Linked DNA regions of Homo sapiens: regions 1 and 2 are each linked to region 3. A link is a loop called in an ENCODE intact Hi-C map of the cell type or tissue named here. Cell type or tissue: dorsolateral prefrontal cortex. All regions are shown on one strand. Each heading gives the region's core, and the rest is flanking DNA. Links, peaks and the distances in the headings are about the cores only.

What was found. Peaks named below come from ENCODE experiments on the same cell type or tissue, not always from the same donor. Only the 100,000 strongest peaks of a DNase experiment are listed, where the experiment ranks them.
Region 1: it touches region 3 in a loop (2.3-fold over the local background); 5 of 110 quality-filtered maps call a loop at or near these places.
Region 2: a loop joins it to region 3, with 2.1 times the contacts of the local background. A loop is called at or near these places in 6 of 110 quality-filtered maps.

The regions. Positions count from the first base shown.
Region 1 is chr3:65,478,331-65,488,421 of GRCh38, reverse strand. MAGI1 (membrane associated guanylate kinase, WW and PDZ domain containing 1) reads left to right here. Exons shown (of 23, transcript NM_001033057.2): 4 at 9,624-9,830. Among named protein-coding and RNA genes, the nearest start is that of LINC02040, 310 kb to the right of the region's middle. In dorsolateral prefrontal cortex, for the core only: no CTCF peak of the experiment used is centred there; a DNase peak (open chromatin) is centred at 4,751; H3K4me3 peaks cover 990 bases; H3K27ac peaks cover 1,047 bases.
Region 2 is chr3:65,721,241-65,731,331 of GRCh38, reverse strand. All of the region lies in intron 1 of MAGI1 (membrane associated guanylate kinase, WW and PDZ domain containing 1), which reads left to right. LOC107986018 (a long non-coding RNA gene) reads left to right here. Exons shown (of 2, transcript XR_001740441.2): 2 at 1-10,091. Among named protein-coding and RNA genes, the nearest start is that of MAGI1-AS1, 170 kb to the left of the region's middle. In dorsolateral prefrontal cortex, for the core only: no CTCF peak of the experiment used is centred there; no DNase peak of the experiment used is centred there.
Region 3 is chr3:65,589,526-65,599,616 of GRCh38, reverse strand. All of the region lies in intron 2 of MAGI1 (membrane associated guanylate kinase, WW and PDZ domain containing 1), which reads left to right. Among named protein-coding and RNA genes, the nearest start is that of MAGI1-AS1, 300 kb to the left of the region's middle. RefSeq lists an enhancer at 1,112-1,663. In dorsolateral prefrontal cortex, for the core only: a CTCF peak has its summit at 5,039; a DNase peak (open chromatin) is centred at 2,511; H3K4me3 peaks cover 3,178 bases; H3K27ac peaks cover 2,471 bases.

The DNA.
Region 1 (10,091 bases), core at 2,052-7,051, 110 kb after region 3:
GATGTTGCAGTGAGCTGAGATTGTGCCACTGCACTCCAGCCTGGGTGACAAAGTGAGACCCTGTCTCAAAAAACAAAAAAAAAAGAAAAAAAGTTATGAGTGTTTTGAGAGAAACTACACAGCGCTCCAGAAGCTTATAGAAAGCTTCATCTAGTTTTGGCAGACTCCCTAGAGGAGGCGAAGCTATGAGAGGACTGTGTTAGGTCAGGTGAGAGGCTGGGAGATGGTGTTTGAATTTAGTAATCAGCATGGGCCATGGGGCCTGAATCCACAGAGAACGATGTGATGATGAACCAAGAGAGGATTAGAAGGATGGCTTCTAGAAAGGGAGGGGAAGCAAGCACACCCTGTTTCCCTTAGAACCACTGCTATCCTGTAAGAACTTCCTTCCATGCTGGGAATGTTCAGTATTCTGTACTGTCCATTATGGCAGCCAGTGGTTCTTGTGATTGAGAAACCAAGTTTTAAATTAACTTTAATTCAACATAAACTCATTTAAATTTAAGTAGCCACACATGGCTGGTGGCTTCAGTTTTAGAATAAAAGCTTCTGAAAGGAAGGTTGAGGACCTGCTCAACAAGATCTCTGTCCTCACCAGCTGACTTCACAAAGCAAAGCAGGTCTTAAGAGTTAAGCTCCTTTAAAAAAGAATCATCGTGTTGAATCTTCCCAAAGAGGATGTTATGCAGAGGAGTGGTGATCTTCTTTTGTGGATACATTCTATGACAGGCAAGATGGCAGACAAATAGAGTGAACCAGTGAAGCCTCAAGGCCCAGTAACCTTCAGAATTCTCTTTCAGGCCCAATATTTGCTTGATTTACATTGGTCGGTTGTAGGACTTTACAGCTGGAAATGCAGTAAAGTTAGTTTCTTCAGATGATAGAACTGAAATCCAGAGAGAGCTTGCTTTAAGATACTTCAGGGAGTTAGGGACATAGCCTGGCCAAATGTTGCAGGACTGGGATGCTTTTATTTCCCTTTGCCTGAAAAGTAATGCTTCTTTTGTAGCCTCAGTTACTAGTTTGTGAGTTCATTCATTTATTCATTAAAGATAAAATGCTGAACAAAAGCAGATATGGTTGTGGTCACTGTCTTTATGGGTCTTAAATGTCTAGTGAACAAGACACTTTATTTAAATAAACGAATATCCAATTGTAAGTGTGCGAAGGTCTTTAAAGGAGACCATAAGACAGGGAGAGTGGATGTCTGTGGAATCAAGAAAAAGTACCTCTGTAGAAGTAGTAATTGAAGTGAGATCTGATGGTTGAGCTGGAGTTAGGTTGCTGGATTTAGCAAATAAAAACGCGGAACACCCTGTCTTGCATTTCATCTGGCAACCACAGTTGGAGTTGGCTTTGAACCACGTTGGTGATGGTGGTGGTAAATAGTCAGCTGAATCTGGAGATATTTATGTGAAAAGCTGAATTTGTTAATGTATTGGTTATTGTGAGAACGAGGTAGAAAAGACAGATGATGACAATCCTCCTAAGATAACTCCTAGTTTCTGTCTTCTATTACTGGATAGATAGTGGTACCATTTGTGAAAATAAAAAATACTATAATTGGGGTAGGTTTGCCGGGCAGGGACTCCATCCTGAAACTTTCTATCCACCGACAGCTGTAATGCTGAGAGTAGCATTATACTCCCAACAGAGTAGAGCCCCTTCCTGGCGATGTAAAGAATCTGATTATCATCCCTCACAAGGCATAGAAGTTATTAGTAGAGTTTGTCATTGATCTCTGCTTTACAATTTGAACCAGCTCCTCATTCTGTCACTGAACAGAATTGGCATCAAAGCAAGGTAAAGAAGACAAGAATAAGCACATCTTTCCAACTTGGCCCAACTTCCTAATTGTGGCACTGAGCTTATTTATTTGATATGGTGCTTAAAATAAATCAGCTGAACCATTTCCCTTTTCCCTTGCTTTTCTTTTTTTTTCTGTTGACATTTTTGCTCTGCAAGACAGGTCACTGCCTCAGCCAGCCCTTGGGACTTCTCTAGGAGAGAGTTTACAAGGGATGAACTATTCAGTGGAGGGTGGGGATCCAGACATGGCTGTTTTACAAATGCCTCTGGGTAGAAGAGGCTGATTATACACTTTGAGCATTGCAAAGGTTTTCCTTCAGCATAGAAGTGCAGTGCCAGGGTGACATTTCAAATTGGAGTTATGGGTTGCATATTTCTGCATGTTAATTAGGAAGAGGATGTCAGCATTCAATAATGTTATTGTTTTGCTTCCTAGAAGGTCTGCAAAAAGGCAGCTGCCAATGGTATAATTTTTGGGGACACAGAGATAAAATAGGGGTGAAGAGAGTTCTTGTTTCTGGTTAAAGAAAGCGAGACTGTCTAGAGTCCTGTTCTTTGGCAGGCCTTAGAAGCAGTCTGTTGTGATGAGCTCTGTTGGCAAACTCTGTCGTAGAATGTTCTCTGTTGATAATGAAAGTGACCAAATGAAATCTGTGCTATAATTGGCTGTTCTTCTGCTTATGAAGATGGGGGGAGCTGGCGAAGTTTTCTTTAATTCCCTGCTTAGAGATCCCCAAATATTCCTGGAGTTAAAAGTGTAGATGTCAGAGACAGACTAATCTGTATTTAAATGCCAGTCATCATCTTTGACTTGTGTAAATATCAGTTTCTTTATGTGAAAATGGGAATATTGATGCCTTTTTTTCTCTAAGATTGTTTATAAAGATTAGAGTAAGTGAATATATGCGTAGTGACACTTAATATGTGCACGATAAAGGTAACTTTAAAAAATGTTGTTCTTTGAATATGTGTTGTGATAATACACTCTTTTACACATTAACCCTATTATCTATCTACAACATCAGGCCTGATTGGAGACTGGCAGAGTTGATTATAGGCTAACATTGTGTCAAGCACAGTGCTGGGTGCTTTATACACATTATCTAATTTAATCTTGACAAAAACCTATTAGGTTGCCATGATTTTTGTCTTTATACTGTGTGAACTGAGGCTGAAGAGAGAGAGGTCCCTTACCTCACTCAGGGTCGTAAAACTCTTATGTTCTCCTGTTTGGTCTTGTATTAGAAACCAAATGGCACTGGCAAGAACAAACTGCTAATTATAGAACAGTGGTTTATTGTCCTTCTGTGCATGAACATCCTATTTTTGTAGGGTGGGGCAGGTAGGAAAAGGAAGAGTAAAAAGAAAGTATTGCAGTTTTATGAAGGAACTATCATGTGCTGAGCAAGCAAGTAGCAAAGTGAAGTGATGCAGATCTTGGTAATTCAAATGTAATTGACCGACTGGAAAGAAAGTGTTGTGAGTCATGCTATTAAAAACTGGATCCACAATACAGGTTTTTAGGAGGATCCCAGGCTGGAATTCATGTGCACTATCTGCCTTTATTCATTTACTCATTCTGCAGTGAATTACCGGGTAATGGTATGTGCCTGGCACTGCGTCAGGCCTGAGAACACAGTGGTACACAAAATCAGATGTGGCTCCTGGCCTCTTTGAGTTTATAGTCTAGAGGTGAAGACAGGTACTGATTAATTAAACAGTCTGCTATATACAATAAAGGGCATTAGGAAGGGGAGGTATGTGGTTCCTTGAGAACATATAAGAACTGATAAGGACAGCTTTGATCTAGTCTGTGGGGTCAGAGATACTGTTGCTGAGGATGAGCAGGTAGTAACAGGGTGAGGAGCAGAGGGAGGAGTGGGTGCAAGAGCTGTGAGATGGGGGAAGGGGGCACAGTTTACATGCTGGGGGCTGAAAGGCAACCAGTGAGGTCAGAGTGAAAAGAACAAGGTGAAGGCAATCAGGACAAGTGCTTGGAGAGTGGGCATGGGGCAGACCACTCAGGACCGTGAGGCCAAGGCAAAATCAGATATGCTGGATGTCCATGTATTCATGTACTCTATACATATTTGCACTATACATAAAGAGAGTAAGGTTTTTGTACCTCTCTCCCCCTCAAAAAAGAAAACAATTTTTGCCCCCTTGGGGGTGATATTGCCCCGTTGAAAATGCATGCTGTAGATTCCCAGCCATAGGTGGTCACTACCATCCTGTTCTCAGGCTTATTTGCAAAAGCTTGTCTCATAGGAAGAAGACAGACAAGTACCCCCAATTCCCACCCCCATTTACCTTGGACCAGCCATGTAACTCCATGGCAGGCGTTTCTGCCACTTTGGGCCTTTATGTTTGTCATCTGCAAAAGAGGAATGATTTTCTCTGTCCCAAATGGCTTTGCTACACAAACAGTGTGATCCATGGATCTCAGGCCCACCCTGATCATTACTTAATGTAATTTAATTGTTTGCACATTGAAGCTTGACAAAACTGATGTATGCCATATAGAATGGTTGTGAAGATCGTGTTTCAGTCCAATTTTTACTTTGTATTTCCCATGCCTGGCATTAAAAAGGTTTTCTGTAAGGAAATGAATGAATGAATAGTAAATTTGTATAATTTGAAAGCCATATAGATTTGATTCATCCTAGCTTAAATTCCAGGGTTACAATCCTCCTTAAATATTTTATAAAGCCCTAAAAATTGATTTGCAGTGCCTATTAATTTTTAAATGTGTGTCAGAAAAATATTTTCTTTGGCTTTGTCCTGGCCAGAGATTTTGCTTGTTAATTAAGGCCAGCAGTGGCTTCCTCTTAAGTCCTCCTTTGCCCTCCGCTTTCCTCCCTGGCTACCCTCCCTGTTGAGATTTGTTGTAGAACCAGTTCTGAAAATAGCAGCAGAGAGAACAAGTTTCCACTTGGGAGGGAGCCCAGCCACTGCAGGAAACGTGTGTTGGATAACGCAGAGCCTGTGGGATAATCAGCCTCACGGCTCCTAGACACTGTGCAGCCTGCCAAGTGATAGCCCCAATTAAGTTTTTAATCACTTACAATTTTTCAGATGATTTTTATTTAATACTGTTAAGTCGCGCATACTGTCTGTAAGGTTTGTGTTTCTACATGGCTAGACTTTGTAAGGTTTGTGTTTCTGCTGTGGCTAGACTTTGCTTGATTGTGATGAGAGTGCAAACCATTGCAAAGGTGGAATACTTTCTGGAAGGTTAGAGTCATGAACTCAAATGCCTGAGGGGCCAGACAGGTCAGGTAAGAGGGTGCATAGAGGCAAAGAAGACCACTGGTGACTGTGGCAAACTGGAGCAAGCATGACCCATCCTGCCCATTGCTGCACGGTAAGGGCAGTTCACAGCAGAATAAGAGAGCCAGAGTTGAAATAAGACAGCCAGAGTTTTTGTCCAAAAGCCCAGGGCCGAAAGCAAGCTCTCCAAAAATCAATTCACTCAAAGGCTAATCTGTGAATTATTGAAGACTTTTTGAAGTTTAAGGTTTTTTTACATCTACTCATGCCTCTGCTCATGCCCCTGTATCTGCCTATGCCCTTGCATTGCAGCAGCCTGAGGGCACTGTTCTAGATGGGGTCCAAGATCTTTGTCTGTCAAGGGTCAGGCAAAACCAAGAGGAGGAGCAAAAATTTCTCTGCAGAAATCCTTGATTTAGTATGTTCATGTGAATTGGCTTTAGACACATACTTGCTTTTCAACATCCTCTATAAGAGATGGAGTCCCTGGAACCAGACTTTACAGTTTGTCAAACAGCATTGAGAATCCAGACTTAACTAGAAGCTTTCTAATTTTAAATGTTGGTCACTAATCCAAATTATTTTGAAACAGTGGCGTATGAAAGTTTGAACACTCTGCAGTTAGAAAACCACTAGACAGAATCTTTTCTGTAAAGGTTGTAGGTTTCAGTACGGGAAATAAGAAATAGTGGAGAGATTTGGATAATTATAACACTATCTCATATTTAACACCTTATAGTTTACAGAGTACCTTTGAAAACTCTGCATTAGTTAATTTTCACAATAATCCTATGAGGTTGCTACAGCTGGTGCTACCATTCCCATTTCACAGAGAAAGTACTAGAGAGACTGAGTGTTAGAAGACTTGGTTATTTGGTTATTGACAGGTTTGCTTGCTTAGTGCTCAGTTACCATGTGCAGCACTTTGCATACATGATCTCTTTGATCCTCAAAACAATGTAGTATGGGTGTCATTTTAAAGACTGAAAACATGTGATAGCAACTTTAGGTAGCATTTATCTACCCTCACCATAGTGGCAGACTTCAGCATAGGTTAAAGGCAGACCGTCTCATTTTGTCTTCCTAACAGCTATTCTAGGTGTAAACTAGGTTCTCTTAGAATCCCAAGTTAAAGGCGGACAAAGACTGGCCCAGAGTCACACAGCCAGTTAGTTAGTAGTGGGCTTTCAACTCTGAGCTGTCTCTTCCAAGCCTTTTACCCCATGATATGGTGTGCCAAGGCTCTGCAGTATTGCTCATGGGCCACTCATTAGATTAAAGCCAGTGAAATTGCTTATGTTTGACAGTTTATATCTTCTACAACAGCAATTTCATATGGTTCAATCTAATATTATCTACTTTATCTGCCTCCATTCAATGTTAAACTAATTTTCAGAAACAGGAAACCATTGTGAACAAGTGGATTGTTTTGGGTTGTTTGTAATTGCATTAACAAATCTGCTAATCATTTATTAACTTAAGAAAGATTTTGAACTTGAAAAGTGAGGGTAGGTACCTAATGGAAAATCCACACATATTTGTCAAAGTTAAGTGGAACTTTTATTTTCCAAGCACTTATTATTTCTGCCATAAATGCAGATGTTGAAGTTTTCATTGATTTTAAATGATTAATAATTTTATGAATGCTACTTCAGTTTAATGGCACTGAAACTGAGTGATATGGTTAGGAAATTATGCATATAAAAATTACGAGGGAGGGGTTCCACATCTTTCAGTAGAAGTTTCTTATTTATAGACATTGGCCTTAATTTAACATCTAACTTGAAAATGTACATGATGTCGTGATATAATAATGATTAAGGAATGAAAATTAAATTCATTAGAGCTTTGTCTCTCTCCTTTTTTTCTCACTATGCAGATTATTTTTAAAATAGTTAACCATCATACTTTCCTAAACTTCACTAAAGAGTCTTCAGTTAATGAGAAAGTTAACAGTTTGGCCTAGTTACTTACACCTTCAATGAAGGCATGAGACATCCTTTGATACAACCACTGTAGAAATGCAAGATTAAGTGCATTTCTTGTTTGACACGTGCTAATTTCTTCTTTGCTCAAGTGTTAGCCCCTAAAGACACATGTGGAATGCCTTTCTTCAAGCTGATTCGACTCAATTCTAGCGCCTGTAAGTTGGAAACCTGAAAGAAGATTTTTGAAGATAAGGATAGATTACTTCCTATGAAAACACTTGAATGATTGAGTTGAGTATAAGCCACCAGAATGTGCGTATCAGGTTTCTACCTGGCACCCTTCAAATTTGAACGTGATGCTCTTTCATGTACTGCATTTAAAAAAATGTGTATGTTGAGTTTTCCTGCTGATACAGACTATTACACTCCTCTCAAAGAAAGTGGGTGTGTATCTCTATAAATTTTGATGATTCAAAAAACATTTTAAAAAATTTTAAAACTTTTTATCTTAAAAAAGAAACCTTATTGGCCAGGCATGGTGGCTCATGCCTGTAATCCCAGCATTTTGGGAGGCTGAGGCAGGTGGATCACCTCAGGTCAGGAGTTCCAGACCAACCTGGCCAACATGGTGAAATCCCGTCTCTACTAAAAATACAAAAAAGTTAGCCAGGCGTGGTGGTGCATGCCTATAGTTCCAGCTACTTGGGAGGCTGAGACTGGAGAATCGCTTGAACCTGGGAGGTGAAGGTTGCAGTGAGCCGAGATCGTGCCATTGCACTCCAGCCTGGGTGATGCAGCAAGACTCCATCTCAAAAAAAAAAAAAAAAAAGAAACCTTATTTATAAGAATAAAGCCTGATAGAAGCAATTTTTTTTTTTTTGAGATAGGATCTAGTTCTTTCACCCAGGCTGGAGTGCAGTACCACGATCTCTGCTTACTGTATCCTTGACTTCCCAGGCTTAAGAAATCCTTCCCTCTTCAGCACCCCCAAGTAGCTGGGACTACAGGAGAGTACCACCAAGCCTGGCTAATTTTTGTATATTTTTTAGAGACAGGATTTTACCATGTTGCCCAGGCTGGTCTTGAACTTCTGAGCTCATGTGGTTAGCCCGCCTCAGCCTCCCAATGTGCTGGTATTAGAGGCATGATCCACTGTACCCTGCTGAGAAGCAAATTCTTTATTATCTGTATGTCTCACGGAGACCAGGCTATTACCGTCTCCTTTTGTGGTTTTTTGTGTTTTTTTTTTTTTTGGTGCTTGTGTAATAAAATGTGTTTGTTATGTAACTATGTACTGAGGTTAGACAATGGGGTTGGATCCTTAGGAAGATACAGTGTGTACAGGATTTATTATTATTTACAAATTCTGTTTTACTAAGCATAGAATTACAAACATTAGTTAGGATTGATCCAGCATCTCAGAATCATTTCCTGTCTTCCTGGCCTTACTCTAAAAGATGTGAAGTGGTAAATGGATCGATGGCATTCTAAGGTTGATGTCTTTTATTATGTAGCCGCTGAATATTATTGATTATCAACTGTGTTTTTCAAACTTTGATCTTGATGAACCACCCTTTGTGATTTTGTTCATATGAGAACATGTATTATTTATTTAATGTTATCTTTAAAATAACTTTAAAAAAATAGCTTACTTTTTAACTTTTCAAAAGGAAACTCTTATTACTACCATCCCTATTATGTATTCAGCTGATTAATTTCTTATTATATAAAACTGTCTTTTTAAACTTTAAGTGAAAAATAAGTCAATTTTTTAAAGTATTGCTTTTTTTCTTAAATTCTAAAGGCAAACTTTATATTGGTATCATAACTTACCAGTGAGATTTCTCTATGGCAAATTAAAAATATATGTATCTATTAAAATAAAAAAATTAAAATGTAAAAATCTATTTATGTACAAGTGAGAGTCACATAGCACACTATAGTGGGACCTAAATCAAACTGGGAAAGAGTGGCTGAAAGTGAAGATGGGCCACTACTGGAAGAGTGACCCATACTGGGTGCCACCATTGACACAGGGTTTTCTGTTAAAGCTTGGCAAGGGTTTTTTCCTACCCCGCATGACTCTGAGAGTCAAGCCTGCCATTCAGCTAAAGAGGCGCCACGTGGGGTTTACTGTCCTCCTTTTTAAATATTGCCCTGGTTCCCTCTTGACGAGTCCCCTTATTAAGGGAAAGTGACCTCAACTTTTTAGGCCTGTAAGGATGCCGGCAGTAATGAATTTTTTAATCTTCTGTGAGGCTTGCTCTAAATTGGATTCAGCATTATGCTGGTGCATATATGTAAAAAGATGACCAATTGATATTCAAATGTAATGAGGAGGAAGGTTTACTATTCAGCATAGCCTCCTTTGTTTTTAGCCCTAGTAGGTTGTTTGCACTAAAACAATACAGCTTTCCTCTTCCCATCTGAAATTACTGTGTCTAGCTGGATAGGAAAGATATCTCTTCTAACCCACTCCAGAAATAAAATACAGTTTGTTCTGGTTTTCTAGTTTAATTTTTTTTTTAATGTGCCTAGAGATTTGGATGTGAAGTCTTAAAAAAAAACACAAAGTATTCCTTTTGAAACATGCAAATGTGTCTCTCCATCACCTAGGAAACTATTATGGGACACCCAAGCCTCCTAGCCAGCCAGTCAGTGGGAAAGTGATCACGACGGATGCCTTGCACAGCCTTCAGTCTGGCTCTAAGCAGTCGACCCCGAAGCGAACCAAGTCCTACAATGATATGCAAAATGCTGGCATAGTCCACGCGGAGAATGAGGAGGAGGATGACGTTCCTGAAATGAACAGCAGCTTTACAGGTAAAGGTCAGATCATGTTGCCCTCAATGGACCTGGGGAAGGGATGACGAGGAGGCTTTTGCATAGAGTTTTGAAAAGGATGCTGTTCTCAGGAGGGATTTTGTAGAGTCGCCAAAATTCAAACTTGGACCACACAGTGCTTGCAGAAGAGATGGTCCTTTCCCTGGTCTTCTTTTCATGCCCCTTTACAAGAATATTTTAACTTCATCAGAATACCTTAAAGGAGCTGGGGGTGAATGTATGAAGAAGGCAAACGAGAAA
Region 2 (10,091 bases), core at 3,460-8,459, 130 kb before region 3:
GACTGGAGCCAAGTTTTAAGGTGGACTGTGTGATGGTGTTTTTAGCCATAGCACGAAAATTCCTTTTATGTATGTCTGACATGGCAAACAAACATTCCCATATTTGCTCCAAAGCTATTACATTCTGAAGACAGGGTTTCTCTCTTGAGAGTATTTGTAAGTTCAGCCTTTTACTTATATACCAGTCATTAAATCATGGGGTATGGGTTATATGTTTTAAATGGACATTTTGATCACCCTTCAGGGAAACTGGAAGAAATGCCCTGTTGCACGGTGGTTACCTTTTGAGTTATCCAGTAACTAAATTTGGGGGCTAGAAGATGCCTCTAGAGGTAACTTGATTCATTGTGATTCTTTTCATTGAATTTGGCAAAACTACAATGGAGGTAACCATTTCACTTATTAAAAAGAAAAAAAAAAACAAAAACCCCGGGGGGGTGGGGAGAGTTAGACAATAACAGATTCTGTTCTACAGCTCTGACAACACTTCAGCCTCTCACAATATTTTGCTGTAGAGAAAACAAAAATGAACTATTACTTTTTTCTTTTAGTGACCATTTATTCATTTGTTTATCCGTAGATCTTTCCATTCTAGGAAACATTTGTGGGTTACAGTGCTGTCCTTATCTCCTCAGTAGCATCTCTCCCTGTTCCCGCTAACTGACCCCTGATTTTGTGTCTAGTCAGCACAATTACTTGATCTCAGGCAAAGCAGGCCTGTCCCAGGTCATACGTCGTGAATCACAGTTGGTCTAAGCCAGTCTCGTCAGTCCATTCTGCCACACCAGTGACTGGTCTAGAGTTGTATATGCGACCCAGCTCTGGCCAATGAGACGTGAGGGGAAGTAGAAGAGATTCCCTTCCTTAGTAAAGATGATGGATACTCATGAAGATAGTCATTTCGCCCCTGTCTCCTGCTTCCTGCTTTAAATGAGGATATGTTGCTTGGAAAGGTAGTAGCATCTTGTGAAAATGAGGTGACAGGCTTGGGGAAGAAAATTCACATGCTGAGAATGGTGGAAGCCATTTTTTTTTATAGCATTGTTGAAGAGCTGAAGCAACCCCAGGGATCACTTCCAGATTTTGTGAGATAAATAAGCCACTAACTGTTTAAGCTACTCTTAATGCAAAGATTCTCTTATTTGCAGCCAAAAGCATTCCTAACTGATAAACCACCTAAAAGGCAAATGATGTAATGGAGATATTCACCAATTCCACAGCAGTATATTTTGTCTCAATCTGCTCTTCATAAATATTTTCTTTTGGCCTGGAAAGAAAGACAGATGCTGAGAAATGTAATTAGACTCTTGGTATGTGTGGCCAAATTTTAATTTCTAATTGAACATGAGGCCCCAAAATGTTTAGTCACAGAAAGAAAGTAATACAGCATCTCTTATTCAATCAAGTCATTCTGAACTACTTATATAACCAAAGGTCAGTGGTAGCAGGATTGTATTACATGGTGATTTTAATGTTCTGCCTTTTGTTGCTAACGGCTTGTTTTAAAATCTAGTTCAGTTTCCTGCTTAGATTGCAGTGCTGTATTTGCAGTAGACAAATTCAGAGATTCTCTTGGGAGACTCTGGTTATGGCTGGATTCCCAGAACAGCTGAAAAGGTCAGGAAGTAGAGTTCACTTTTCATTAGCGATGGGGAGCTTCAAAGATGGGTTCCAGGGTCAGCAAACACACATTTGCTCAAGGAATTTGGCCTTGCTGGGTAGTGGTTGTAATGTTTAGTAAAGCAGGATTGGCAGTGGCTCTTCCCTGAGTTAGATTCAGTGTTGTTTCTAAACCTTTGGCTGGAAGTTAGTCCACTTAGACATTCAGATAAAACCAAATCTTAAATGACTGTATAAAATATATATGTTTTATGTTTTATATTGTCTACTGTGCATAGTATTATACCCAAAATGCTCATACATAGTGATTTCATGTGATTTTAGCCAACCTCAAACTTTGATCCTAACTGTATTGTTAGCTGAAGTCATTGAGAACTTTCAGCCAGGAAATATTTTTAAATGAATATAGTTTGTTTACCAATGTAGGTGCAGGCAACCTCAACGTATGCTTACATAATGTAATAGAGATTTTGGAGTGACCTGCTGTCAGGAATAGATAAGCAGTTTATAATTAGTGTGTTGGTCCTATATGAATATACTTGTAGATGGCTTGTTTTCTTCAGAGTGAATATCATCCCCCCCCCCCCCCCCGTTCCATTTTTTGTTAACTGCTAATTTGTAGGACAGATTTGTTTTTATTGGATAATGCAGAACACAGATTCAGACCATGCCAGGTCCAAATTTTTGCAAAACTTGATTTAATCAGATCAAAATTAGTCAGGTTTTACTGCATGTCATTCCTATTTAATCTCAAGAGTTATTAAACACAGTAAATGATCATTTTGTGAGGAGATGTCATATGAGTATTGATTAGGAATCACAGTAAAGCCTTACTATTTTAAAAAACAATTGGCTTCATTACACACTCAAGTTCTACTAGAGGAATAGTGCTTATGCAGTTAAAAAAGTTTTATCCCCAAGTTCCTTTAAGATTTTTTAAAAAAAGTGTTAAGAATAGTGGTGTCCTAGACAAAATAATTTTTTAAAAAATACGGTTTTTTCTTTGCATCATTTCTTTGGGACAGTTGTTTCTCTTCTGACAATACTGTTTGAAGGGTAAAAGTTCAGCTGTGCCACAGAACACCTGCTCTTTGCTTAGCTGAATGACTATCTAGTTTGACTTATTTCTCCAGGATTTGGAATTTTAGGCCCTGGGGTTTGAGGAAGTAACTTACCATGTTTAGGGGTGAATTACTTCTCTTCATCTTTTCAGCTTTTCTTCTTGCTGTTTCCCACACAGCAGCAGCTGTTTTTAACAACAGAAATCATGTCATAGCACTTTCCTGCTGAAAACTGCTGAGCAGCTTCCTGCAGACAAAGATCCAAATTCCATACCATGGGCTCTATGATCCCACGTGGTCTGTCTCTCTTTGCATCTCCAGCTCATCTTAGGCCACCTTCTGCGCCTCACAGGGTGCTCCAGCTCCAATCATCCTGTTCTGAGTTTTCCCCAAGCTCATTTCCATCTCAAAGCATTTGCTCCTGTCATTTGCCTCATATGGGAATCTCCTTCCCTAGATCTTTCTTGACTGATGCCTTCTCATGGTCCCAGACACAGTTCCTATGCCACCTCCTTAGAATAGCCTTCCAGACTTCCAGACCCTTCCTGAGTGTGGAAAATGCTATTCTGACAATACATTATGTTAGCTTACATTGAAGTTGCCTGCACCTGTATTAGGAAACAGACTATATCCCTTTACAAATGTTTCCTGGTCTATTTTGGGTGGGGGTACTAATTGACTTTCTTCTCAAATAGTACTCCCACCCAAATTTCCACCTATAGTCACTCTCCCTGACATCACCCGGATTGATATATCATCCTTAAAAGTATAACATAATTTTCACTTCTGAATAATATATATCTGCTTTCCTATCATCTGTCTGCCTCTGTGAAAATAGAAGCTCCGTCTTGCCTACCTTGTTGATCCATCTTGTCTGTCTCTCTGAGGGAGACTGGGTGTCCCAGTGCCTAGAGCATATAGGAGACACTCATAGTTACTCATTGATTGAAACAAAAGAAAGGGAAACAAGCAATGTGTGAATGCATCTGGAATATTTTAGAAGTAAAATAACAGAATTAATTTAGGCCATTCACATATATTACTCACATCTCCCAGGTTACATTCAGTTTATCATAAAATATCTTCCTCATTGGAAGCTTCATTTGGAGTAACTCCCATAGAGCCAGGGGCAATGGCACACACCTGTAGTCCCAACTACTCAGGAGGCTGAGGCTGGAGGATTGCTCGAACACAGAAGTTCAAGGCCAGCCTGAGCAATATAGCAAGACCCCACCTCAAAAACAAATAAATAAATGGAATAACTCCCTGTTTCTTTATATATATAATAATTCGATTGTAACTCAAATGTTTATTGAAGTCCTTTTATCAGGTAACACAAATGTGTAAAGCAGTGGTTTTCAAACTGTGTTCTGTGAATTCCTAACTCTGGTAAAATTCCATTTAAATAAGTGTGCTGTCAGATAAGTTGTTGAATTACAACAGTATCATATTCTTTTAACATGTTCTATCAGCATGTTAAAGAATTTTTGTAAATCCTACAGTGAAGAAATTTCTATTACTTTGTCTCACTACTTCCTACACATATTTGGCCACAGAATTTTCTCCATCCCATATATTTTGTTTTCTTCCAAATTCCTGTTAACATTGTGTGGAATTACAGGTTGAATATTCCTCATCTGGAATGCTTGGGACCAGAAGTGTTTTAGATTTTGGATTTTTTTTTTTTTTTTTTTGGATTTTGGAGCATATTGGATTTCAGATTTTTGGATTAGGGATACTCAACCTGTTTATCCATCTCCCTTTATCTGTTCCATTCTGCCTCTCGTCTTTTGCATGCCATGGCTATAACGGATAATGGTGATACTTGCCTGGGGATTTGAAGCCCTATCAAGATGCTCGTAGGATAAGAGACCATTCTGAGGTCCCTAGGTGCCTGAAACCCTACCCAGGCCCCCAAGAGCTGAGGGCGTCAGTGTTTCTAGGAACCCTGGTGAAGTTGTGCTTTATAGCACACTTGTGGATGGTGTCCTAGAGAAATTACAGCTTTCTTTTGGATCAGTATGTATAAAAGACAATAATTCTCTCTAGCCATTTTTGAGATATCACCAATGAACTGAGGGTGGCATTATTTAGAGATTTCTGGGCTTCGTGAATGCTGCAGAAACTTGATACCTCAACATAACCACAAAAATAGGGCAATATATGCCTGCCTTGCTGTGTGATTTTCAAAGGTTTGGTAGAGTTTCTGAATCTACTTCTCATTTGTAGGAAAATGTACATTGCAATAGTTATTCACTGTCAGAGACTCAATATCTTTACCAGATTGAATGGTTAGCATCCTGTATGCTGAATATTCTATTCTCCTAGACTTCCATTTTGTCATAATTTAATTCAAAATCAAAGTTTCTCATTGTGAAATATTAAGCCAAGGTGTTTTATATAAAAAAGCATTGAATTATCTTATTCTCCAGGTGGCATAGCTTAAATAAGATGGAAATGTAAATCTAATCAATGACAAGACTGTGTCTATTTTATACTGTATAGCTTCTTTAAAAAAGACTGATTCATATGCAGCAGTAATTCATTTAATCTCAACAAGTCTTTGCATAATTTCATATTTCTTTACTATACTCTGCCAAGAATATGTTCATATATATTACTTTAACCCTGCTAAACTGGCTTCAGAAAATACTTGAGAGGCAACTAGACTGTTAACCCTTTAAATAATAGTTTCTCTTTTCCCTTTCTTTCCTTTATTTTTATGACGAATTAACTTACCTGGAATCAAGTTTTTTTCAGAATTTGAGTTCCAACCTTTTTCCTGTTATGCATAGACTTTTCTAACGTTGGAGCAACCAGCTTGGAGAGTCTTGAAATTCTAACTTCTAGATCTTTTGTCTTTGATCATCGGCTAAGACTGTGCTGCTCCCATTTTAAGTAGGCTGGAATGGAATGTGCTGCTACTTATTCCAGGATCTGGCAGAGTGAAGAAGGAGATGTACTAATTCCTGTCTTTCAGCATTGTTAGCTTGGTGACACTCAAGTCCCTTGCATTTCTTCTTTTCCATGCTATGCCAGAGAATGTCAAAAGGTGAGTCCACATGCCTACTTGCCAGCCTTAGTTTCTCAGTGACCAAGTTGTCGAGCCCCAGCCACCAGGGTTTGGCAGAGTTGAGACAATGGAAGACTGTCTGATAATTGTACCTCTGTCCTCCTGCTGTCTTGTTAGACATGTAACAAGATCTGTGATACCCTGTGGGGGGTGGTATAATAAGAACTCAAGGATGTTTTATTCATCTTTGTAGCTATAGTGTGTGCTCAAATGGTAATAGCTGATGTTTGAGATAGGTCCCATTACTCTCCCTGTTTTTCAGATGGAGACACTGGGGTACACAGAAGTCAAGTGGTCCCTTCAAGGCTATAAGGAGATAGAGCCTGGTTTCACATCCTGACATTATTGTTCCAGAGTCCATGCACTTAACCATTGTACTGTCCTACTTCAATTGAATGACTTAATTATAACTGAAAGGGATAAAGAATCAAACTGTGTTGCAAAGGAATCTCATTTGGAGTTGTTTCCTTCTAAGCATATTGAAATATTGAGTTTTTTTGACTCAAATCCTGGGTGTTGTGATTTAAAAATGAAATAGAGAGATTTCAGCTGGGATTTTAATTTATGCTGTGTTTTTCATGGTGATTGATATGGTTAGGCTTTGTATCCCCACCCAGATTTCGTCTTGAATTGTAGTGCCCATAACCCCCGAGTGTTGTGGGAGGGACCCAGTGGGAGGTAATTGAATCATGGGGGCAATTTTGGCCATGTGGTTCTCATGATAGTGAGTGAGTTCTCATGAGATATGATGGTTTTATGAGGTGCTCTTCCCCTCTTTGCTCTGCACTTCTCTCTTCTGCCACCATGTGAAGAAGGACATGTTTGCTTCCCCTTCCGCCATAATTGTAAGTTTCCTGAGGCCTCCCAAGTCTTGCTTAACTGTGAGCCAATTAAACCTCTTTCCTTTGTAAATTACCCAGTCTCAGGTATGCCCTTAGAGCAGCATGAGAACAGACTAATACAGTGATCATTTATATATTTAACAAATGTTGAGCACCTAGTATGTGTCGGGCATTATCCTAGATAACAGTGGCTCACCAATGAACAAAACGGGAAAAGCCCTCTTTTCAGATAGCATCCATTCTAATGGGCAGTATAGATTTATCTGATCCAGGTATCCAGTAAAATTTCCTACCCAAAGACTTTGTAGTTATGACTATACTCAGGTGAAGTTATGGCTATGCTCAGGTGATTGAGAATAATGGTAGTCCCATGCTGAAAGGGCTGTCTTCTAGACTGCTGAAGGATAACTTGAGCAAGCCATTCTGACAAAAACCTGAGAGATGAAACAGAATCAGACATCTTTAGTGTGGTGGTGATTTTTGTTGCTGTGGTAACCATTTCTGTTAGCATCCCTCTCCATGACTACATTATAATTTTCACAGGACAGTGTGAGTTTATATACAAACAAACACATGTGCTTTTATAAAGCCTTGTTGAGGTGGAAGAAAGCTCGAGGACATGTGTTGCCTTTTTTAAGACACACAGTGTTTGGGCTAATTAAACCTGTCTGTTCAGGCATATCATTGTCAATGCTTTGCTCAGAGTATTAAGTTGCTTTCTTTGAAGTGATGATGTATGTGTCTGCAATTGATGGGATTTTTGAAATGTGTGTGTTCACAGGTACACCTAGTAGATTTTTACTTTTTCCAATCCCCAAACATGCTAATTTCCACACAAAGTTCTCTTGCACTCATGCTGAATCTCACTAAAGATTAAATACTTGAGGCTCTAATGAGACCCTCCTATATAATTAAGATGATCACTCTCACTTTAGCATAAGTTCTCCACCAAAACTGTGATTATGATGTGCATTTTTACATGTCAAAAGTACTAATTTTGCCATTTGTTGTTGTTAACTTTCTGAAGTTAATGAGAATGTACTGTTTAAGAGGAGCATATGTGTAGAGGAAACACAGATCCCAGTTTATTATCTGTGTCGACTGATGTTGCTAGATATGTTACACATATAACATCTATAGAACTCAGTCCCCTTTGTGACAAACACCATGAGCAGGGAAAGGACTTGGAAAGGAATAATTTTGAGGAGTATAAATGAGTCCTGAAACTTTGAAAACTGCTGCTTGAGGAGATTCTACAGCCAGAGGTGCCAAGAGATGGCTCTTGCTATTATTTCTGCCCCTAGAGATTGTCAGCTTTCTTTTGGAGCTACTTTGGGGTGGGGAAACTCTTAACACCTTCCAGATACTGGATGTTCTGCATGAAAAGTCCAGGATTGAAGCATCTTGGTGATGTAGCTCTTTTCTTCAATAAGCTTATGGACACAAGATGCTCTTGTAGACACAAGATGCTTATAAACACACACACTTCCTCCGAGGTGTACCCACAGTGCCACAAGGGGTTTCACTCCTAGCTGCACTCTGACCTGAACTGTGTCTCTTCTTAGTTCATCTAGGTTTTGTTGAGCACTGGCCACTAGTTCAGACTCTAAGGCAGGTTCTCCATTGCGCCTTCCTGACATCTTTTTCTGACCTGTATGATGACAGTCCGGGCAACCTAAGTCCATGAGGGATGTCCTAATATCATTGCTCCTTCTCAGTGATCTTTGAGCTCCAAATTCTCATTTGTGACTTTTTTTTTTTTTTACTACAACAGATATCTACATCTTGTATCTATAAAAATCAAAGGTAGTATTCAAGTTCCCTCCAGCCCCTCCACCCCTCCCCTACCCCCACAAGTATTCACCGTTAGAAACAGAAGTGGCTGGAAACTCACATGGTGTTTCTTTTGTTCCTTTACAGAAATGTGGGCCTATGGAGGGCTAAATTTGCTCATGTGAAACTTCTGCTAACGTTGTTCATAATTTCTTGAGGCTTTCATGTCACACTAATATTTTATGATTTAGATAAAATTTAGTCTTTGTTATCACAGAGTTTAACAACCATGTAGAAAGAAGATGAGTCCAAAGTAATTTTTTTGTTTTTGAGACAGGGTCTCGCTCTATGGCCCAGGCTGGAGCGCAGCGGTGTGATCATGGCTCGCTGCAGCCTCCAGCTCTTGGGCTCAAGCAATCCTCCCATCTCAGCCTCCTAAGTAGCTGGGACTACAGGTACATGCCACTGTGTCTAGCTAATTTTTTTTTTTTGGCAGAGACAAGGTTTTGCCATGTTGCCAAGGCTGATCTCGGACTCCTGGGCTTAAGTGATCTGTCCATCCCTGCTTCCGCCTCTCAGAGTACTGGGATTATAGGTGCGAGCCACTGTGCCTGGTCCCCAAAGTAATTTTTTTATTGTCCGGCTTCTCATCTGTTTCCCAGAGTTTTCCCATTCACTAGGTCATTTAATTCTTAAACAAATCTAGGTAAGGTGGATAGTGACAAATCAACTGTGGTGAGTACTTGTATCACGACATACTAAGTTTAGTTTCCTGATATTCAAAGTAGAAATATTCCACCTACCTCTCAAGACTGCTGCACGAATTGGTTGACTCAGTTCTTAAGCCATGGAACTTGCTCTACTGTGAGAGCACTGTGGAAAGAGCAACTGACCCTGAGTAGTAGGATTGGAGGAGGGAAGGAGGTCAGCAACAGGGAACTCATAGTGGAAAGCAAGACTTGTAAGGGCAGAGTGAGAATGTGGGAGGACATTCCAGGAAGAAGAAACTGGATAGTCGAGAGCCCAGAGTTGAGACACACTGGGAAAGTAGGGAATTACAGATTCCTTAGTCGACCTCCAGAATTAGAAATCAAGTCTATGTAAGCTTACTTGAAAAAAAAAACAAAAAACAAAACAAAACATACAAACAGAAACAGCCATTTTAAGGAAACCAACTGAGGCAGTGTGCAATGATTTAATTCCATAAGTGTTCATTGTCACATTCTTTGGAGTAGCATAAATAAGAGGAGTAGTATTTTCGAGTACATTAATATGTTTTTCTCTTTTACATTTCTGTGTAAATGACCTTCTTTCCCAACACCCAGAGGCATCCATTTGCCTCAAGGGATTATGATTCTTAAAGCAGGAAGGCAGGAAGGAGTCAGTGCTTAAGTTTTGTCTACCAAAATAAGATTTTCTAAATCCCTTAAGCCTACATTAGCATATCAAGAACAAGGCCCAGTGGTGAACTTGAATGTCAAGTTTAATGTAACTAGGGTGACCACACTTACTAGCTTGCTTAGGACAGCTCTAATTCATGCACCTTATCCTGACCTAATTATCAGTAGCACCCCTTTTACTCTCAAATGCATCCTGGTTTGGATGATGAATTATAAGTAAGGGAAGTCCCTGCCTCAGAAGAGGTAGAGTGACATGGAGCCCAGCCCTTCGGGCCTAGTGGAGTGTGGGGATCAAGGAAGATGGAAAGGGAGGGAAGTAACA
Region 3 (10,091 bases), core at 2,380-7,379:
GTGTGATCTGTATAACAAGTAGAGAGTTTTTGTTCCATTTTGTACACCAGGGGAAACAGGCAAGTAATTATCTACAGTCACACAGCTGGAAAATGGAAAGATGGAGTTGGAACCTAGTGAGTCTGACTCCAGTATTGAGTCTTTTGACCACAGTGAGTGACTAGAAGGAAAAGGGGCCTTAGACATGCTGTCCTTCCACACCCTGGATTTTTCAGATGGACATGCCTAGGTTTACTGAGTAGCAAATATGAAGGAACAACATTTATTTTCTCATCTGCTATGAAATCCAGCCGATACTGCATTCGAAGGAAAGATCTGTGCTGCCTTGTTATCTAAATGGCCCACTGCCCTCTCACCTTTCTCCCGCACCCGTAAAGCCTGCTTTGCCATCCTATGATCCACCCATTTGTAATCTAGCTTCTGCATTGCCTCCCCCAACATACCCCAGAAAGAGGTATGCCCTTGCTTCCTTTCCCCTCTTGCCCTATTTTCTTGGCATTCTTCCTCTCAGAACATCTTGCAGCCCCTTTATCTCCTCCTGTCCAAGTTGTAGTAATGAATTCTTGGAGGATGCTTGCACGTGACTCTGTAGCACCTGGATTATGAGAAGGAAGGCAGTGGATAGCGTCCTTTCTTTGACAGTCTGGAGGCATTCACTCTCTTGCTACAAGGTGTAGCTTCAGCAATGACTGACCATTTGAAAATAGAGAAAACTTACCTTTCCAAAGCTAGAGGTCTCTCAATAAAGTTTTCTCACTAAGGTGGATGAAGAGGAAGGATCCCTCAAAAGAAACAGGGTGGAGGTGATACCGCCGGCTCTTAGAGAATCTTTTAAAGAGGCAGCTTTGCCAACCATCTGCACCAGAGGCCAGCCTCCCCCTATCCACTATCCTATCACTCCTTAAAAACAGTGAGTTTTAATGACATAGAGGTGAGCAGTAGAGAAGCAGCTTGATTCTGAGTCAGATTGTACCTTTGATTCTTGAAGTGTCAATTCCTTGAAAGTGGATCCTTCAAATTCATTTTCTAAGCCACTCCATCGTCTTTATTTTAACTCCAAAGGAAGACAATTATTTCAAACATAAGAGTTATTATCTATTGGAATTCCTTCCAAAGTTGGGGAAGAGGCAGAAAGGCAGAAGTCAGTTTCATCAGAAGGGACTTCTGTCCCTTGCTCTTGGGAAGTCAGGGTTGTATCCCTAACCAAGAAAGGGAGTCACGCCCCTTCCCTCGCCCTCACCCACCCACTCATGCACTCAGCCTCCAGCATGTCGCAAATGGGGCAACCCTATTTCCCGCCTTTCCATGTCCAGGGGCTCCCACAGGGCCATGCGGGTGATGGGGACCTGACACGCCCCAGCAGGGAGAGGCTCGCTCAGTCCCCGCCCCCTCCGCAGGTGCAGCCCCCTAATCCCCCCGGCCTAGATATCCGGCAGCCTCTAGGAGCCCGGGCTCTGTGATGTAATGCTCTTTTTTCACACTCCCGGCTTAAATACAGATGGAAATTGTTGTCATGTGTTAGAAATGTCGCCAGTAATATAAAAGGCGCAAGCCTGGGCATCTTCTCTCCCTTCTCGCACCATCAGCTGCTCCTGCTGCCAGCACCTCTTCCCTCGAAAAACCGCTCTGTGGTCAGGTGGCCGAGGCGCCCCCAGCTCTCCCAGGAAGGGGTTCGGTCCCACCCCCCCCCCACCCCCGCCTCTCTTTACAGCCGCTGCAGAGCCAAGGACCAGCGTGGTGGGAGGCGGTTTCAGGCTCACAAAGGGAAGGATTAATCTTGGCGATTGGGCTGGGGTTTGCAGGCAAGTACAAGTGGTCCATGATCTCCTCTCGCCACCCCTCCACCGCCCCCTGCCCACCTCTGGATTCGAACGCTCCGCTGCCGGAGGAAGCCTGGGGACAGGCAGGCGGCGGCAGAGGCTCCCTGCCACCGGAGGTTTGAGCTTGGGTTGTGGGAATATCCATGGAGGTGAAGATGCCGTGTGTGGTGTGTGGACCAGGGAGGAGGGGCGGGGAGAAACCCGGCCAGCTTGGGAGGGCCAGATGGCTGCGGCTGCGTTTTAATTCACCAGGCAGGCCCGTTTGGCCAGGCTGGGAGGAAGGGGGAGGGGGGAGAAAAAAAAATCAGAGGTCAGTGGATAGGGAGAGGCCGGGCTCTGGAGCAGATGCCTGGCGAACAATGGGGCTTTTGAAGGGGATGCTGGAGGAAGTGTGGCGCGCGCTTTGTATTGCCTCCTCCGCATTGCAGGTTGGAATCGGGCAGCTAAATTTTAATGAAGTGCATTCCAAAGTGTGCTCGTCAGCCCGGGCTTTTGGAGCGAGGGGCTCGGCTGAATGGGGACTGGGGGTGGGAGGGGGAGGGGGCCGGCGAAATGAGTTCCTGATGGATGGTAAAGGAGGAGATGAAAGCCTGCTCAGTGTGGAGGGCAGGGGAAGGGAGGGGGGAAAAATCAGTACGTCCCCGTGCATATTAATAGGCTCCAGCAGGTGTTGGTAAATGTATGTTGCTGCATTGTTCCGGCGCCCAGGCTGGGGAAGGCAGGGGAGAGGGAGAGCTGCTTCCCCGGGCAGCGCGGTGGGCAAATGCCTTTGCACTTTGGAGGGCTTTGTAAGCTCTCGGGGAAAATTAGAAACGGAAGGGCTGCGATTCTCCTCTGTCCGTTTTCCTATTTCTAAAAGGAAGAATGTACATGCGGAAGGCTTTTTAAGTTTGCTTCCTGGAAATTAACATTTGTATGTTAGAGCACTGTGTTATCTAGGTAAGAGATGTATGTCTGTGGGCATCAGAAAACAGAATCCAGAGTCTGGCTTGCTGAGTGCTTGGGAGCTAAAAGGCTTTTCTCCCTGTCTGGTTCTGTAAGTGAATGGGCCAAACCCGGAAGGCTGGGGGATTTTTGAAGATTCAGGAAGGCTATGCCTCCCTTCCTCTTCCTAAGTCCTAAGTCTAACTGACCTGGGTACCAGGGGGCAATGGAGTGTACAAGGAAGCTGTCTTGTCCACAGTGTTGGTATATAGACTTTGTCTCACACACAAAGGGAGTGGATTTGTGCCTGAACTAAATTATTTGAGGGTATGTATGGCTTATTTTTAAGGATTAGGTATGTTGGGCCCTTTTCTCTTTCCCAGAGTTTACCATGCTCAACACCCTGTCAACTGAGAATCAATTAGGAGACTACTTATGAGTGTGTGCTAGCCAAATAACCCTTGCTGGTTTATAGTGTTGTTTGTTTTACTACTCCTCTTGAATGAGTATTCAGTGCTTTCAAAAGATTCGGACACATTTGTTGGGGGTTTCAGTAAAACGGGAAGCTTTTGCATGAGGGCATTGTGACTTTTATATTGAAAACATAAAAATTCCATATGCACATGGTAACCCACGGAATGACATACTGTCTTTGGGGTTCTGGGAAAATAAATGCATTTCTTAGTTGAGAAAAGCTTGTCTTTTATCATCTATAAGGCTCATACTTTCTGAAAAACTGTTGTTTTTTGATCACTTGGAAGCCTGTATTAATTAGATATGAAGTTGGATTCTTTTCGTGATTTAACTTGCACTGAAACTCGTCGACAAGGCGCAGCTCATCACTTGCCAATGAATTTTAGTGCTGTTGAAAGCTTTAGCAGTTTAATGGTATCAACAGAGACTCGATTCCTCCATTTCTCAACTGAGCAAACAGAAGCAGTCTGCCCCTGTCTCTCAATGCCTTTCCTCTTTTGGCTTTGGGAAAGGGGATGGGGCAGAGGGAAAGGATTCTTGATGAGGATACTCCTAACTCCCCACCCCCACCCTACCCACCCTACCCACCCCAGAGAGTTAAAAACGGAAGCTTACCCATTTGCTTCCCCATGTAGTTTCTTTCTTAGGCTGTATATTTCAAGTTGTATTTCTGTGTTTAAAAAGATGCTTGAGGTTTGGTGTTTGGATTTGTTGTGTTTGTGCTAGAGAGACGTGGAATCGGTCCGTTATTCTTTTTACTCAATTATGGCTCTTAAATCGGTCTGTTCCTATGATTAGACTTGAGGCTCCTCTCCCGATCCTTGCTGAGCAAAAGCATGGGCATGTGTGTTTGATATGAAACCACCCCCAGGGGAGACTAGAGCCTCACTGCCTCTTCAGTTTAACTGTGGCCAGAAGAGGCAATTTGTGAGGTGGCCCCTGGTGTGTCCACTGGAACTACCAACCCTGAGTCTAGATTCTCTAAAAGCTTGTGGCAAAACAGTTTCACATGGGCTTTATTAACAGAAAGGAGCTCTTTGAACCTATACGTTTGATACCCAAGACTGTTTTTGTGATAAACAGTTGTATGGATCTTTGACATTCTTGTGTATAAGAACAGAAACTATGCCCATGAATTAATGGTGCCATAGAAGTAATGACTATAGCTGATTTTACTAAGACACATCTAGCAAAGGCTTCTGATGAGGCAGCCTCTCCTTTCCCCTTGTTTTCTATTCATTCTTGGCATATGGATGGGGGTAGAGGAGTGGAAAAAGAAGACAGAGAGAATAAGATCTCCATATTTACAAAGGAGCTAAACACCGTGCTTAATTGACACCAGTTATTGAAAAATTTAATTGTAATTTCTCTTTGACCCTGTGCTGCGTAATATAAAGCAGGTGATGTGATACCGACTGAAACTGCCTGTTTAATGATTTCAATAAATAAATACACAGACCCATGCATTATTCTGATGTTGGCTTATTAGGCTTGCATGGAATAGAATTTGGGAGACACTGAGCACTGAAGGTAAAAGGGTTTCTAAAGCTGAAAGTAAATATAGAGTTGATAGTACTAGAAAAAGCTAAATCAAAAGACACCCCCCCATCAGAATACTGCAGATATTTCTTTTTCTTTGCAACTGTATTTGCATAACAAAATTCTGTTCATTTAGTAATCACCATTTTCTCAGCATGTTTGTTTTTTCCTTTGAAAAAAAAATTTCTTATGTTGATAATCAGACCCCAAATATTTGAATGTAAGCACATCCCTCGCAGTCATACTGACACCCTCTGGCACCAGAAAAACTGTCATAGCATTTTTTGAGATGTCTGGTGGGAAGAAAGCAACAATGCCAGCCATTAATTCAGTAACTCTGCTGATCTCTGTGTCTGATAGTAGGCCAGCTGTTGATGACTTTTAGGCTTTTGAAGTGTTATAAACACTAAAAATGTAAAGATGCTGCCTTCCTTTGCTTCCTCGGTCTTGTTGACAAGTTTCTGCTACTGTTGGCCTTCAGTAAATTTACATGACTAATTTGGGATGTCAACACTCAGGAAAATTATGACTAAACAATGTTTCTAAATAGTGGGATCTGGGATTTGCCATTTTGTTATTGGTAAACCTGTTTGACAAGTGATTCCATTTGATAAAAATGGCACTCAATCCACTTGCTTTTCAAGAATCTAGTGAGTTGATGACTGATGCCATCTAGATATCTGGTTTGGTTTTGTTTTTTCAAATACAGTCCTTGAGCTGCTGTTGCTGATTATTATTTCTTCATCCATGGCGGTTGACATCCTTAAAGTTTTGATAGGTGGCCAGATTCAAGAATAAAAACAGGATGGAGAAAATGTTACCTGACTTTTACCAAAATGTTTGAGAAGATCTGAGGCATGAGAGTAAAGGGGAGGTCTTGGGCTTGAAAGTGACTCATCAGGCTGAATGTTCTTGAGCGAAAAGATTTTTAAATGATTATCTGACCTGAAAGGGCAGGAAAAGAAAAAAACATATTTCTTTTAATTCCATTCTGTGAGGCTTTTGTTTGTGGAGATTTTTAAATTATTTCTCTTTCAATATCCCAATATAACTATATCCATATAATGAGATATCAATATGTTTCCCGTATTTCTATATCTAGTCGTAAGCACAATGCTTAGCAGGTAATACACGTTCAATAAATACTTGAATGAATGGACACATTAAGAACTTTGACCTTATGCAGTCATTATGAAGTTCAGGCTGTTTCCTAGAGTGCTATTGTAATTATCAAAGCAATGCAAAAAAGTACAACTCCTTGAAAAATCATTTTGAAAATAGAAAATGAAACATAAGTTTGTTTGTATTTAATGATACATATTATTTTCCACCAACCAGATAGTTTATCCTATATTCTATTGGAAGTAAAAAATCATTTAGATTTCTACTCTGCTCACTGTTGAATTGTTCTGAAAAGTTCATACTGCTCGCCTGATTAAAGAATCTCCTTTCCCCCCCATCCTTCACAATCTACTAGTCCTTGCATCTGAATTATTGCACTGGGTATATTTCTTTGCCACAATAAAGATTAGATCAGTGGGAATCTACAAATTTGACAAAGACTGTATGAAATAACTTGGCTATAAGACAGTAAGTGCTATAATTTTCTCATTAATTGTGGAGTCATGCCAAAGAGAGTTGCTTTAAAAATACATGATTATAGATAGTGACCTGAAAGGGAAGCCAAAAAAGTCTGTAAACATTTAAACTCCTTTTTATGAGGCTTAACACTCCAGTTTATGGATGCTTTTGCTATATCCCTTTCTAGCTTGGGACTTTTTAATTTACTACTTTTAATTTTACCTGAAGGTGACCTTATATTGAGAATAACTTATAATATTTGAGTGCCTACTATGTGGTAGGCGCTTGTTAGGCACTGGGGAATCATAGCCCCATCAACAAAATATAAAAACCCCCTGCCCTCCTGTAGCTTGTATTAGAACCCATCTTAATTTACTTCTAATAAGATCAGGGAATAGGGAATAAGGTAAAAATGATTAGTTAAAATGAGATCTTTCCACTATGGGAAGTTTTTCCCAGAAGTTACTGTGGTTGGCAAAACAAAAGTTGGGTTCGTTGCTTGCAGAAAAGTCAAGCACAATGGAAAAATGCAGCATAAAATTACACACTAGCCCTCATTCTTTCTGAAGTCCAACTCTCCAAAAGTAACTGCATGTGCGTGTGTTCCTTTGTTTCCCTCCTAACTTTTCTGCACTAATATATATATGCACATAGCTTTTTTCTTTTTTCTTTCAAAGAAGATGCTATCACACTCTACCTCCTGTTCAGTCAGTAAGTCAATTTCTTTTCCCCATCTGAAATTGACATCTTAATATGTAACACAAATATCCTACCTTATTCTTGGTGACAACCACATAATGTCCCCAAGTATGGTGGGAAGATGGTATAATATGTTTAACCCTTGCCCTGATGGTGACCTGTTAGCATGTTTCTAGTTTTTCAGTATTATTGATAATGCTCTATTAACTCCCCTTTGCATGCTAGTTCAGTTGCACACTTTGTATTCAGTTACAACTTGACTTTTCTTATTGTCTTTACATCTGGGCAACTTTCCATGTCAGTAGATGCATGCCTACTTTATTCTTTCTAATAATAATTGGAACCTACTTTTGTTAGGTTGCTATGTGCTAGGGCTGGCTGATTTAGTCCTCACAGAAACACTAAGATATATTTATTTATTCAACAAGTATTTATTTAACAATCTTTATGTGCTAGGAACTGTGTTCTGCCTGCCTGGTATATATGATCAACCAAAACAGATGAAGATCCCTTATAGGGTTTATGTTCTAGTCAGGTGAAATCAAAACAGTACATGTAATAGTTGAGTGAATCATTTCGTATATTAGAAGGTGGGACATTATACGAGGGAAAAAGCAGAGCAGAGTAAGGGGGTTGAGTGTGGAGATTGGGCATGTTGCAGTTTTTAAATAGAGTTTTCAAGGTGTCAAGGGTCGACCTCACTGGAAAAGTAACATATAAGCACAAACCTGAATGCATGAGGGAAGGAGCCATGTGCATAACTGGGTAAAAGCCAATCCATTGCAAAGGCCCTGTGGCAGAAGTGGTACCTGCATTTTCAGAGGAACAGCAAGGAGGCCGGAGTGGCAGAAATAGAGTGAACAAGGGTTAGAACTATGGGAGGAGAGGTCAGAGTATAAGGAAGAATGACAGATTATGCTAGACATTTTAGACCCTAACCAACCACGCCACCCAGAATGAAATAGGAGCCATTGCAGAGTCTTGATCCAGGCAGTAACATGCTCCCAATGAACATTCACAAAGCCTCACTGAAGGTAGTAGGATGAGGTTTTCCGAAGGAGCGGAAGCAGAGAGCACTGACAGGAAGTTGTTATGACAGGAAGTTGTTATAATCCTGGTGTGAGATTATAGTGGCCAGACCAGAGTAATGGTAGTGGAGGTGTACAAAGTGGTTATATATATTTTGAGAGTAGACTCATGCCTGATGGATGACCTGAGGGGTGTGAGAAAAAGAGAGGAATTGAGAATGACTCCAAGGGTTTTGGTTTTTTGCTTTTTAACATGAACAACTGGAAGGACAGAATAGTCATTTGCTAGATGGGGGACACCAGGCGGGGGTGGGTCATCTCTTAGTTTAAGATCAGGAGTTTCATTTTGGACATAGTGAGCTTGACAGTCAGGACTCTCAAGAAGTCAGTGGTTGTAGATGGTGGAGTTCATGGAAAATTTTGCTGTACCATGATTTAGCCCAACATTCCCCAGTTTTTGAATGATGGAAACGGTGATGAAAGGAACATCCTTGCACACGTAGCTTTGTGTGTATTGTGAATTCTTCTGTAAGTTAAACTCCTGAGAGTGGCATCACTGAGTTAAAGAGAATGCACATTTTAGGATTTGAAAAACTCCCAAATTGTTCCACTAAAAGAATTATATAATTTACATTCTCATCAGCATGTGTAAGCGTGTTCATTCTCTTGTTTCTTAAAGTTTTGCTGGTTTGATAGGTGAAAAAACATGGACTTTTTATAGTCTTTACCGCAAGTTCATGTTTCCTTTGGCCTTAGAGGCTCTGTCTAGATTCTGGAAGATGTAGGAATTTATCCTGTCCTGTGAAGGTTTGCCTATCCTGGGCACAGTAGTGATGTAGGTCACATTTGGTAGGACAGACTAATTGCTTGAGGACTTAGCTCTCTGCAAGGATGTAATATATTCAGCATTGTTCAAGCAGCTAATTAAAGACGAATGGGGGGGACAGCTAAGTAGCAGTTTTAAAGTACATCTCCTTTAAAAGGGGAAATTTTGAATTATATCATCCTCAGAAAGAACAGTTTATTCTGACATTTGGACAAGTTTTAATAGCAAGTGTTGAATTAAAATAGTTGGCACAACCAAGATAGTTAAGAGCACCGAGTGAATTCAGATTTCTTTACAGTTATACAAGGTCAAAGGAGTACCAAGTTGAAATCTTTATGATTTTTTTACCGATTAATCAAACAAATAGTTGTTATGACCCAAATATGTTTATGAGCCCGATATTATGCTGGGTGTTAAAGATACAAAGATGTACAAAATAGCTTTACCCTCACAGGGGAATTGGTGGTGGTGAGAGACACATACATGGCCAATGACATCCCACCGTCACATGGGTTGTAAGAGAAGTATGTCAAGGTGCTGGGGGAGCACAGAGACTGACCTGACTTTGTCTAGAATTCAGGTCAGGGAAGATTTCATAGTAGAGGAGACACTGGTGATGCGTTTTAAAGGCTGGATGGGAGTTTTTCAGAGGAAATGAAGACATTCCTGGAAGAGGACGCAACCATGTGTATATCAAGTCATAAGAGGCTGGTGTTTCTGGGAAGGGATTAAGTCATGGATCGTTGAGTGTGCAATTTTAAGAGTTATGAGACACAGACTCGGGGATGGACACAGAGATGCCAAGGAGCCTGGAACTTATCCTGAAGGTGATGGGTGTCTTGGAAGAGTTTAGGAGAGTCACATGGTACTATTTGTTTTTTTTTTTTTGAAAACCACCCTGGCAACCATCTAAAGCAAGGGTCATTCAAGTAGGGTCCTGAGGTCAGATTTGGCCCACTGCATGTCGTGGTAAATAAAGTTTTACTGGAACCTGGTCATCTGGTTATTGTATTTTTTTTTATGGCTGCTTTTATGCCACATTGGGAGTGTTGAGTAGTTGTGACAGAGACTACACAGCCTCCAAAGCCTATTTTCTATTTATTATCTGACCCTTGACAGAAAAAATTTCCCAACCCTTGATTTAGGGAATGAAGTTAATGCAGGGGGGGTCAACAAGGAAGCTACGGTCAAAGTGAAAAA